Linked DNA regions of Homo sapiens: region 1 is linked to region 2. Evidence: chromatin loops called from intact Hi-C (ENCODE). Cell type or tissue: PC-9. All regions are shown on one strand. Links, peaks and the distances in the headings refer to the core of each region. The heading gives the core; the rest is flanking DNA. Region 1 has its middle 14 kb from the start of LINC00456. Region 2 overlaps MBNL2 (muscleblind like splicing regulator 2).

The links. Hi-C counts contacts between places; a loop is a spot of excess contacts. Peaks named below come from ENCODE experiments on the same cell type or tissue, not always from the same donor. Only the 100,000 strongest peaks of a DNase experiment are listed, where the experiment ranks them.
Region 1: a loop joins it to region 2, with 8 times the contacts of the local background. A loop is called at or near these places in 1 of 110 quality-filtered maps.

The regions. Positions count from the first base shown.
Region 1 is chr13:97,191,408-97,196,789 of GRCh38, reverse strand. It overlaps a transcript of MBNL2 not described here. Among named protein-coding and RNA genes, the nearest start is that of LINC00456, 14 kb to the right of the region's middle. In PC-9, for the core only: no CTCF peak of the experiment used is centred there; DNase peaks (open chromatin) are centred at 2,119 and 4,359; H3K4me3 peaks cover 818 bases; H3K27ac peaks cover 4,262 bases.
Region 2 is chr13:97,255,173-97,260,554 of GRCh38, reverse strand. All of the region lies in intron 1 of MBNL2 (muscleblind like splicing regulator 2), which reads right to left. The region is part of intron 3 of LOC101927385 (a long non-coding RNA gene); the gene reads left to right. Among named protein-coding and RNA genes, the nearest start is that of MBNL2, 36 kb to the right of the region's middle. In PC-9, for the core only: a CTCF peak has its summit at 2,507; DNase peaks (open chromatin) are centred at 424, 2,454, 3,264 and 4,034; H3K4me3 peaks cover 3,408 bases; H3K27ac peaks cover 5,000 bases.

The sequences.
Region 1 (5,382 bases), core at 206-5,205, 64 kb after region 2:
CCACAGTAATGAGAATTGTGGAAATGTTCTGGTTATTCTTTGTCTCTCCTTCACACCACCTTTCTGTGCCCAGAAATTGATCCCCTATGGACACCCAGGATTCATCACCCGGACACTCAGGAGGAAGACATTTTTCTTCCTCATTTTGAGCATCGTTTCTAGAAGCCACTATGACCTCCATAGCTATAGGTGTTGTCCTGGGCTCCCTCCTCCATGGCTCCAGTAACACTTCCCCTCTAGTCCCCTCCAGACCTAAAGGTGATAATGGCTTGCTGCTGTTGCTAATCTCTGGGTGCCTTAATACCGCCTGTAGGTTCACTTTACTATGCCTACACCTCTAAATAGCCGTCTGTTCCTCAAAATTTTCTGAACCATTTAAATTGAATTCTGCTTCTTTGAATGACAAAGGAGTGCTAAATAATTTTAAAATGGCAACAAAAAGGGGAAGGGCAGGAACTGTATAGCCTTAGAATCCCTAGAATACCTTCCAGGATACTTCAAATGTAGTGCAATCTTAATACTTCTCTGCAGAAATTGTTGGTGAATTATAGGCTGTATGCAAAGATGTGCATTTCCTATATCAGTTGGATCCATGAGTCTCTCAACAGTAATTTCTCAGCCTTTACGGTTTTCTACCTTGCCCACAGAGGATACCAGAGGGGCAGAGCTTCAACCTTGGAGGGCACAAAAGGGTAGATTAGATTATATTTCTTATTGTTTTATGGAATTGATATGAGACACGGCAAGGGTAAGATTAAGGTTGAAATTATTTGAAAACTAATGTTCCTTAGGCTAAAACGAATGCAGCACTTATACACACTTGTCTTGCTGGGACTATAGCAGTCCTTGGAGATTATTCTTCAGTTACCTTTTACTGATGTTGTCCAGTGTAGTACATGTATACAGCAACACTTGCTGTACCATTAGAGAAAAAAACAACATGCTGTAGAATATGAGGCTCTCGTAATTAAAATGGATCCTCACCATGTTACATGTCAATTGGCAATATTAAAAATGTCCAGAATTACCAAGAATCAACCATTAGTGAAAATGCACCTAAAACCTTTTAAAGTCACTTATCACATCTAATTATCTGATACCAGGTATTATAATTATGCTATTATGTATAATTTTAGTACCATGGCTTAGATCATGTTAATTCACCCTATATGCCATATTGAATTTCTAGCCTAAAATTATCAACATACTGATTGCAGCAAGACTAAAAATGAGCAGTCAAAGACAGTTATTCTAAGAGCCTTACAAACAAGCATATTTATTCATTTTTGAATTTATTAGACAATTTTTTTTCTGAGCACCAATTTTGTGCTATGTAAGGTACTAGATTCTGGTGATAACAGTGACAAATAATATGTCCTTGAGGCACACACAGTCTACAGGAGAGCAGGGTTGGGAGAGACAAATGTTCTAAATAGGGGGCCATGCCACAGTAGAGTGAATATGAGGAGCATGAAGGTATGAGTTGGCACCCTTGGGGTGGGCTGGGGGACAACTGAAATCACAAATGAGATGATGCCTGAGTTCTCGAGAACAAGGCACAGGCAGAAGATTCCAGGTAAAAAGTAGTGTCCTGAGACGACGATGTTCCATCGAGAGGTCGCCTCCAGATTGATATGGCTGCATTTGTGTTACCAGAAAGGGGTCCCAATCCAGACCCCAAGAGAGGGTTCTTGGATCTCACACAAGAAAGAATTCGAGGCGAGTTCATAGAATAAAGTGCGAGCAACTTTATTAGAGAAGCAAAGAAAAAAAAGAATGGCCACTCCATAGGCAGAGCAAACCTGAGGGCTGCTGATTGGCTATTTTTATGGTTACTTTTTGATGATATGCTAAACAAGGGGTAGATTATTGATGAGTTTTCTGGGAAAAGAGCAGGGATTTCCCAGAAATGAGAGTTCCTCTCCCTTTTAGACCACATAAGTTAACTTCCGGGCATTGCCATGGAATTTGTAAATGGTCATGGCGCTGGTGGGAGCATCTTTTAGCATGTTAATGCATTACAATTAGCATATAATAAGCAGTGAAGGCAACCAGAGGTCACTTTTGTCACCATCTTGAGTTTGTTGGGTTTTGGCCAGCTTCTTTACCACATCCTGTTTTATCAACAGGGTCTTTATGTCCTGTATCTTGTGATACCAGCCCTGCTGACCTATCTCATCCTGTAACTAAGAATGTCTAACCTCCCGGGAATGCAGCCCAGTCGGTCTCACCCTCATTTTACCCTGCCCTTATTCAAGACGAAGTTGCTATGGTCGGAATGCCTCTGACAGTTCCAGGATTATACAAAGAGATGTTTGTGTATGAGAAAAGGGGCTGAATGGGTGGGCAGGGGTCTTGTTTGCCAAAGGGTTTGACTTGTGCTATGTATTTTCTGGAGATCACTGACATTTTTAATAAGTTTAATTCATTTGGCCACTTAACAAGTATTTAAGGAGCCCACCTATGTACCAGGTACAGTGGTAGGCATTGAAGATATAAAGGTGAACCAAATGGAAAGGATCCCTCTCCTTGTGGAACTTATATTCTAAAAGGAATGCAATGGGGCAGACACTGAAAGTAAAACAATTTGATGAGTAAAGTAAGTACAATTTGTTATTAGTGCTATGATGGAATTATGATGCTGGCATTGAGAATTGTGCATGATGGGAAGACTTTGAGTGGTATGTTCAGAGAAGACCTCTTTAAGAAGGTATCATTGAAAGAAAGATCTGAAAGCTGAGAAATATCCATTCATACACAAAGTCGAGTGAAGAATGTTGTGGAAGGATGTTCCAAGTAACATTATGCCCTGAGATGGGAGAGGAGTTTGACCTGTTGCAGAAACTAAAAGACCAGGGAGGCTGGAGCATAGCGAGAGAGAAGAAAGTGACCCAAAATGATGTGGGAGGTGTGATCAGGAGTCTGCCCTTGGAAGGCTGTGAGGTTCATTGAAGATGCTCGAGAAAGACAGTTAAGGGCAGTAAGCAGTGTGATGACATGGCCTGACTCTGGCTACCCGCTTCTTGACGTCTCTCCTACCACCACTAAAGTCTCAGCCACTGTGGTTTCCTTTCCAGACAACTGCCACATGCTGATCTCTCCACTCCCACTCTTGCCTACCTGCAATCCATTCTCCACCTAGTAGCCAGAGTCACTTTACCTTGATTATCACGTTTAATCCCCACAAAATCCCAAAGGTAGAAACTATAGTTATCTACATTTTACTGATAAAATAATTGAGGTTCAAATATTTTGCTCATGTTTACCTAAGCCAAGATTTGCAAACTCAGTTCAGCTGCAGGATTTGTGCTCTTAACCCATACATTGTATAATACATCCTCCCCATTTGTCAACTTTAATCTCAGTGGAAGCCAAGTCCAGCCCAGTGTCTACCAAACATACTTTTCAGTGTTCTGCTTTTCCACTCTTGCCACATCTCGCCCTCAACTGTCGTAGGGCCCTTGGGCCCCATCAACTTGGCAGAACCAAAATCCAACTAAAAGAGGGTATCTTTGCCCCCAGGCTGGAATGTCTAGGATGGAAAGTGTTTCAGAGAATGCATTGGTCCGCTGGGGAGAGCGGAACTGCTGTTCCTTTCTCACCTGCTGGGTTTCTCTTTTCTTCACTTCTGACTTCCTCCTGACAACCTACATTAAGTCTGACCCTTTGCACCAGGCACCCAACTGCAGCCTTCTTTCAAAACAGCTCTTGTCCTCCATGTAACCACTGAGCTAAAAAAATGTCAGGGTTCTTTAGACTTGGGTGGGAAGTGGACAGCAGCTTGGACAAAGCTATCACATCAAAATAGCTGCCGGGTCTCTCTTGATTGAATTGTCTTGGGACTAAAGCCCAGAATTGTAAACTAACGTCTATTTTTCACCCGCTGGCTTCCTGGGTTTGTTTCAGCCTTCGGGTGAAACTATTGGATACTGGACATCCATACACACCTTGACTTCACTTCCTTTTTATCATAACTTACACCTTTAGAGGCATTGCAGCTGAGCTGCTTGTTTGAGAGTGAAAGCTAATACTATGTTTTTCGAACTGTGGCCACAGGTTCCTGGGCCCACCCTAAGTCAGAATCTCTACAGGTCAGGTCCTTGGCTAATTCTAATCTTTGGTGTCTAAAGGCTCTTTTCAGCCTTTTCTCAGGATCATGGGTTTCCTGATTGCCAAACCATGGACAGGAAATAGGGCAGCTCAGCTGGGCACCCACGAGGCTGTTCAGGTTCAATAATTCTTGGGCACCCTCTGTCTATATTGAGGAGTTCAATTTCCTCTGCTTTCCAACTGGTTTCACCCTTGGAGTATTAATTATTTTCTTAAGCTCTGGTGTTAGCCCAGCCTTCAATTCCAAATTCTTCACTCTCACTTCTGCCTCTGACTGTTTGCATTTGACACCTGCCAGGTGGACCAGGTCTGATCTTATCTCCTCTAGTGACAGACCAGTTCCAGCCCAGGGTCATATCTATTCTAATAGCGAAGATAACACAGAAACGTAGGGGTGGGGTCAGATCTGATCTAAATTAAATAGCTGGTACATTTTTGGGAAAGCGTGAACAATGAAGATTTTTTCCTCTCTTTTTTTCTGAATCCATATGCTTTAATATTCTTTCTGCTTCAGTATCTGAAGATGTTATTCTCTCATACGAGTTTCTTCCTTTTGAGGATTTGAATGTTAACCTCTAAAGGCCAACCAAGCTGCCACAGTAACAGGCCTGGGGTCAGGTTATTTCTGTGTTTTAGGGCATATAGCTAAAGACTCCCCATCTTACATAGCTACAGCAGAGAATAAAAGTTAGGAAATGCATCACAGTCATCCCTGACCTATAAACACCCAAATTATGACTGTCCTGTATAGAGGCATGTTCGATGCATGGGTGAAACATTTTCTTCTCTTTCTTTGAGAGGCCATGGCAGATGCAGGGTGTGGGATCCCTTCTGGCCATGTGCCAAGTACCCGGAGCAGCTGCAGAGGGCTCCCCCTTCCTAAGCTTCTTCTCATTGGCAGGGTGGCATCTCTCTGAGCTGTTCTGAAAACAGCTGATGTCTACTTGCAACATTTTGAGCTACCATTCATGAATACATTTGCCTATAGGTACAGTAAATAAATAATCATGCTAGTCCACAAAAATCCTTTTAATCCAAAACACAGCAGAGTTATTCTTCTTACATTTTGCCTGCACTTCCATCAAATAGGCATGGAGAGGCTGGCCTAACGTGGATAACATGTGTTTCTGTGTAGCTTGTGTTAATAACCTCACACAACTGCCGCAGGACTTTTCCTTAGTTCAGCTAAAGACGGGGTCCTTGTCCGTCCCACAGCCATGAAAATTCAAGCTGGCAGATGGTTTGAAGGGTGAGTAAAGCAGGGTTTTATTG
Region 2 (5,382 bases), core at 146-5,145:
CACTTGGCCCCTGCCTTGGAGCCAGCATTCTCTCTCACAACATGAGTGCAAAGCCTCCTCACCAGTCTACTGATGCCTCTACCCTTGCCGCACTGCAGCCACATCTCAATAAATCATCCTGAGGGACTCTTTGAAAATGTAATCAGATCATGTCACATTTCTGCCCAGGAACCTCCAATGGCTCCCCACCTCACAGAGCGGGACTGTCAAGAGTCTTCTGACGGCCTACACTGACCTCGGTGACTGGCCCCATACTTTCTGACTCCCCCCAACCATCCTGGCCTTTGACTGCTCCTTCAGTAGCCAGGGACATCCTGCCTTAGAGCTTTGACCTCGCTGTTCCCTCTGCTGGGAATACTTTTGTCCCAGATAGTCACATAGCTTGGAGGTCAGCCTATGGGGCAGTCTTTCCTGATGTAATATTGCATCAGTCTTACCTCCTTACTCTGACTCACCGTGCTTTATTTCCCTCCAAAGTCCTTATCATTATTTAACACTCACATGCATACTTGTTTATCTGTGCATTTTCTCTCTCAACCAGACTGTAATGTCTGTAAGGGGATGGTCTGTCTGTATCCTTAACATCTAGGGCAACATTTAACTTTAGAACACAGTGAGCAGTGAATAGATATTTGCTGAGTGAGCAAGTGAATGAATGAGCAAATAAATGAATGAATACGCCACAGAGCTTACAGTCTGTGCCCGCCTTCATGGTTTGCTCTGTTCCATCTTCTCGATGGGATTTGAAATCTTTCTCAACCGCTGTTGTTGCTATTATTTCAGCACGCTAGGACTCCAGTTTCTTAGCTTTAAAACAGAGAGGCCCCAACAATTTCTAGAGCCACTTCTGTCCTTAAAGTTCTGTGATTGTACAGTGATTGGCAAGGCTGATTTAAGGAGAAGTGTATTTTTAGGAACTCTTCTGGAAATCTTACCAGCTCGGCTGAGTTTGGCCTAGATTTGTCAGCAGGCCTTTTGAGCCGTGGGATCTAAAAGGAGCATCTGAATCGGGGGAAGGGGGACATGCATGGAGCCCATTTTCTTCCTGCTCCCAAGTCCAGAACCAAGGAGGGAGCACAAAAGGGGATTCAGGGAGGGTGAAAAGGTGGCAGGTTCTGCCTGTAGCACTCAGCGCCTTGAGGAGTCGGTGCAGGGGTGAAGAGGACTGGGGAGGTAGATTTGGAATGCTTATGCCCCGGACTGTGAAAAGGACAAAAGCTGGGGGACTTGGTGCCCCAGAGGTTTTATTCTTCTTCTTTACATGTTCTCTTCTCCTAGCACAGAATATATAGAGAATGCCACTGTGCACCAAGACTTCACCAGCACACCCAAGCCCAGTCTTCATGATGTGGTGGTGGGAGATACTGCGGTCCTGGACCTAGAAAAGGGTCTCTAACTTGAATGGGGGCAGTGCTGGGTCCTGAAGGCCATCAGCAGAAAAGATTGCTCAGAGTCTGAGAAGATGTGAACATGATTCTCATTAAGGCTAAGCTCCAAGAGGCCCCATTCCTTGGCTCTGGTATTCTCTCACAAGGAAAGACTGCATTTTTGAGTCACATGAACCTTCAGCATTGCATACTCTGGGGGTTAACATATCTCGAAGTCAGGCCAGAGAGAGCAGGCCTTCCTCTGGCCTGGGGGGTTAACATATGTCTGAACTCAGGTCACAGAGAGCAGGCCTTCCTCTGGCCTGAGCCCTTGAGGCAGTGGCCACAGGTCTCCTTCCTAAGATCTGTGATCTGGCTATTGATCCTATGCCGGAGATAATCTACCAGAAAGAGCCATCCAGTTGTCCAAACTCTTTCCACATCCAGCCCCATCCCACTATTTTTGCAGAAACCAATTATTCTAGCACAGAACCTGATATGGGATATGTGGCTTGGAGGATCCAAGGGTTCAGAAGACCTCAGAAGGACACAGAATGCTAGTCACTTACTTGAACACTGTGGGAAAGATAGCAGCAGGATCTCACACACAGGTGATGGGGTTTTATTAATATTTAACAAAATATAATTTCCACTATTTGACTTCAGCAGAAAAAGCAGAACCCAGTAATCTAGGAACAGGAAGAGGGTAATTTATTAAAACAAGATTTTGTTTTGTTGTTATTACTTTCATCCTAGAAGTAAAAAAGAAAGAAAGAAAGAAAGTACTGCCATACTTCTAAAAATCGCCATCGATGAGCAATGACTCAAACCACAAGTATGAAGTAGCCTACAGAAATGAATGAGTCAACAATTCCTCTTATCTTTCAGGAAATTAAGCTAACTGCTAGGTATTGAAATCAACAACAAATATTTACTGTGTTTAAAGCCTCCAGTTCAGAGGAATTAAAAAAAAAAAACCCTGGCAACAAAGCATATCTTCTGTAAAAATGTGACACCACGAGTTATTAGGTAATGTTATTGCTAAATGCATCAGGCAGGACTCATGAAATCCTGCATCCTACCGCCCCTTCCTTTACTTGGGAACAGATCCTTCTGTTTCCTCTCCTCCCAGACGGGGGGCGCTCCTCAGAGGCTCGTCACTATTGGGCTCTGCTTCCCTGCCGTCACCAGTTGTCATCATTTCTAAGCAAGGTCACCCTGTGCTGTGTCTCCATGGTAACAACAGGCCACCACTTTGAGGAGTGCAACAGAGAAATGGGGAGAAAGGCGAAATCACAGTCACTGATCTGCCCTTGGGCGCGAGCAACTTCTGAGATGCACACGTGGTTCTTCACATTTTATGGAAGGGGAAGCTGAGGAATGGGCCAGTGCCCCCCTAAATCCTGTGAATGGAGGAGTGAAATGTAAAATCTGAGGAGCACACCCTGCACAGGCGCCTGTGCTCATGATTTACATGGAGCTCCCTGGGCCATTCCAACAAGAACCCAGGGTGACTGAAACAAACGAGGTAGAGGGTGTGTGCTTTGGCATCATAAAGATGAACCAAGAAATCTTGAGACATCGACTTTGGTGTACTAAACACTGTCCTGTTAGCTGTATCTTTTGGGTATTTTCTCAGTTATGCAATTCTTATTTACATGGAAGTAGTTTTGCTCTCCCAGGTCCACTGGCCTGTGGACTCCATGCAGTTCCGTCATTCCCTTCTGCCAATTGCATTTCTTTCAAAAACATATCCATTTCCCTGTAAGTGTTTTTTAAGAGGCATACTGCTGAGTAGGAAAATTAATAACCTGGCCTAACCTGTGATACCACCCTCAAGACAAGCTCTCAAGTTACTTGTTCATTATTTTCCAAAACGATTTTATCATCTGAGTTCCTACGTGCAGGCTTCAATTGCTCTTCTCCTGCTCCTTGTTCCTTAAACTGGTCTGACCTCCTTCTCTAAGAGAACCAATGACTTTGAATCAAACCCAACCTGACAAGATAAAATGAGGAAGAAAAAAAAAAAAAAGGTAGGGTCTGAATAATACCTTTTACTGGTATGCAGATTATCACAGGGTTACCTATTCATGCTCTCTGCATATTCCAATCACCAAAAGGCATGCATGAAAAAGCAAATTGGCCATGCAGTAATGCTTTCCGATTTAAAGTATTATTTTGCCAATACAGTCTCTTTTTAACTAACGATGAAATAAATGCAAAACAATTTTTATGATTACAATGAAACCCTCTGTATGTGCAGATGTGAATGATGTTCTGCTTACTGAAATGTGTCTTGTTGGTGGTAATCAAAATGACTTACTTAGCATTTAACGAAAGTGTGCCTCTAAATGAGAAATGATTGCTTACTTGAATCCACACTGCTAAGAATCAAAAGAAACAGCTTATACAACCCTATACCCTCGGGCAAGCCAATGAACTCAAAACTTCAGTTTCCTCCTCTCTACCAGGTTGTCCTGAGATTCTATCTACATACTGTCTATGGAAGATTTGGAGGACTTAAAACAGAACACTCGTATAAGGCATTATCATTCCTGGAGGTCTTACCAAGCCATGGTAAGAAGATTGCAACATTACTCATGGAAATTTTGGTTAAGGCCACTCTGATAACCTGCAGCATTTGGCGGAGATATTCCTGTCTGCTTCACTTTTTCCAGTACGAATGACTCATCAGCAGCAAATATTTATTACGTCTGACTATGAGTTCTTTACTATGCTGGTTGCTATAACCAATTTCCCAGCAAGCCTACTAACAGGCATTCCAAGGTTCCACCCAGCTTCACAAATAGTAGTTCCAATATTTAAAAAAAAAAATTGATTAAAAAAAATCCATGTCCCAAGCTGGCAGTTTTTTTTTTTACTTAAAGTCAATAAATTTTTATTCAAGGAATTTCACATGTCATGATTCTTTCCACTGCCCATCAAGGTCACCTTAGTTTCTCTAAAGAACTGGAGTCAAAATTTATCTTCAAAAGATTTATCTGTTAGTCCTTTTTAATTGAACTGATGTTTAATCCAACTGTTCTGTCAGCCTTGCAATAATTTTTTTTATTTTGTCTTCTTTTATCTCCTTTTAAATATGGATATACTGATAAAAGTTCAAAATTCTCCACCAAGAATCTTTCAGATCTAATTTCTTCAACCAATTTGCTTCAGAGTCATTTGTAGAGTAGGTGAATCTGCCTAGTTCTCAATTTGACACTCTCTCTAAACATGAATAAGTTCAAACCATATCCATTCCTAAACGATCATGCTCACAGTTATCTATCTTAGCTGATGCTTTTGGCTTCCCCAGTGGTTTTCTTTAGAAAGGGAAGCACTTTAGTTACCAAGAGTGAGTGGATGTGCAAGTCAGTAGGTAGATTATGGATGCTTCACGGATAATTGGCTCAGCCCTCCCCTTCCTGTGTTATATCTAAACACAGCACATGAGGTCCTAAACAGTTTCTTGAATAAAAGATCAACCAGCTTTCCTATTTGCAAAGTGGGAAAATGTAAAAAGTGAAGGCTCTCTGAAATACATTTGGCTGCCATCTACGGGTAGCCTCATTGCCTAATTGTTTATTTGAAAATGGGTAAGTCTGGGAGTTAGAAGGATTGAGTGTTAGTTCCTGCACAGTCACATGCTAGCTGGGAGATTTAGAGTAAGTCACAATTCCTGTCCAGTCCTCAGTCTACCCAATCCTAAAAGACGACTCTGGACCAAGCTGCAGTCTTCATACTCAGACGTGAGTGGCTACGTGGCCCAAGGAAAACATAGTGCAGTCTAGGAAAGCATTCATTTTACTTAAAAACTTGATGAGGGTTAAACAGAAAAGTCAAATAATTGAAGTGGTATGCAATTTAAAATGTGTTTTTTATATTAGAGCAAAGATATACAATAGAGTAGAAGGAAAGATTTAGAAGACTTTTTTAGATAATTAAGCAGATTTCTTCTGTCAGTTCTTCTAACTCTGCTCTGCTCTAAGGGTGCTTCAGTGGAAAAACTTGAGAT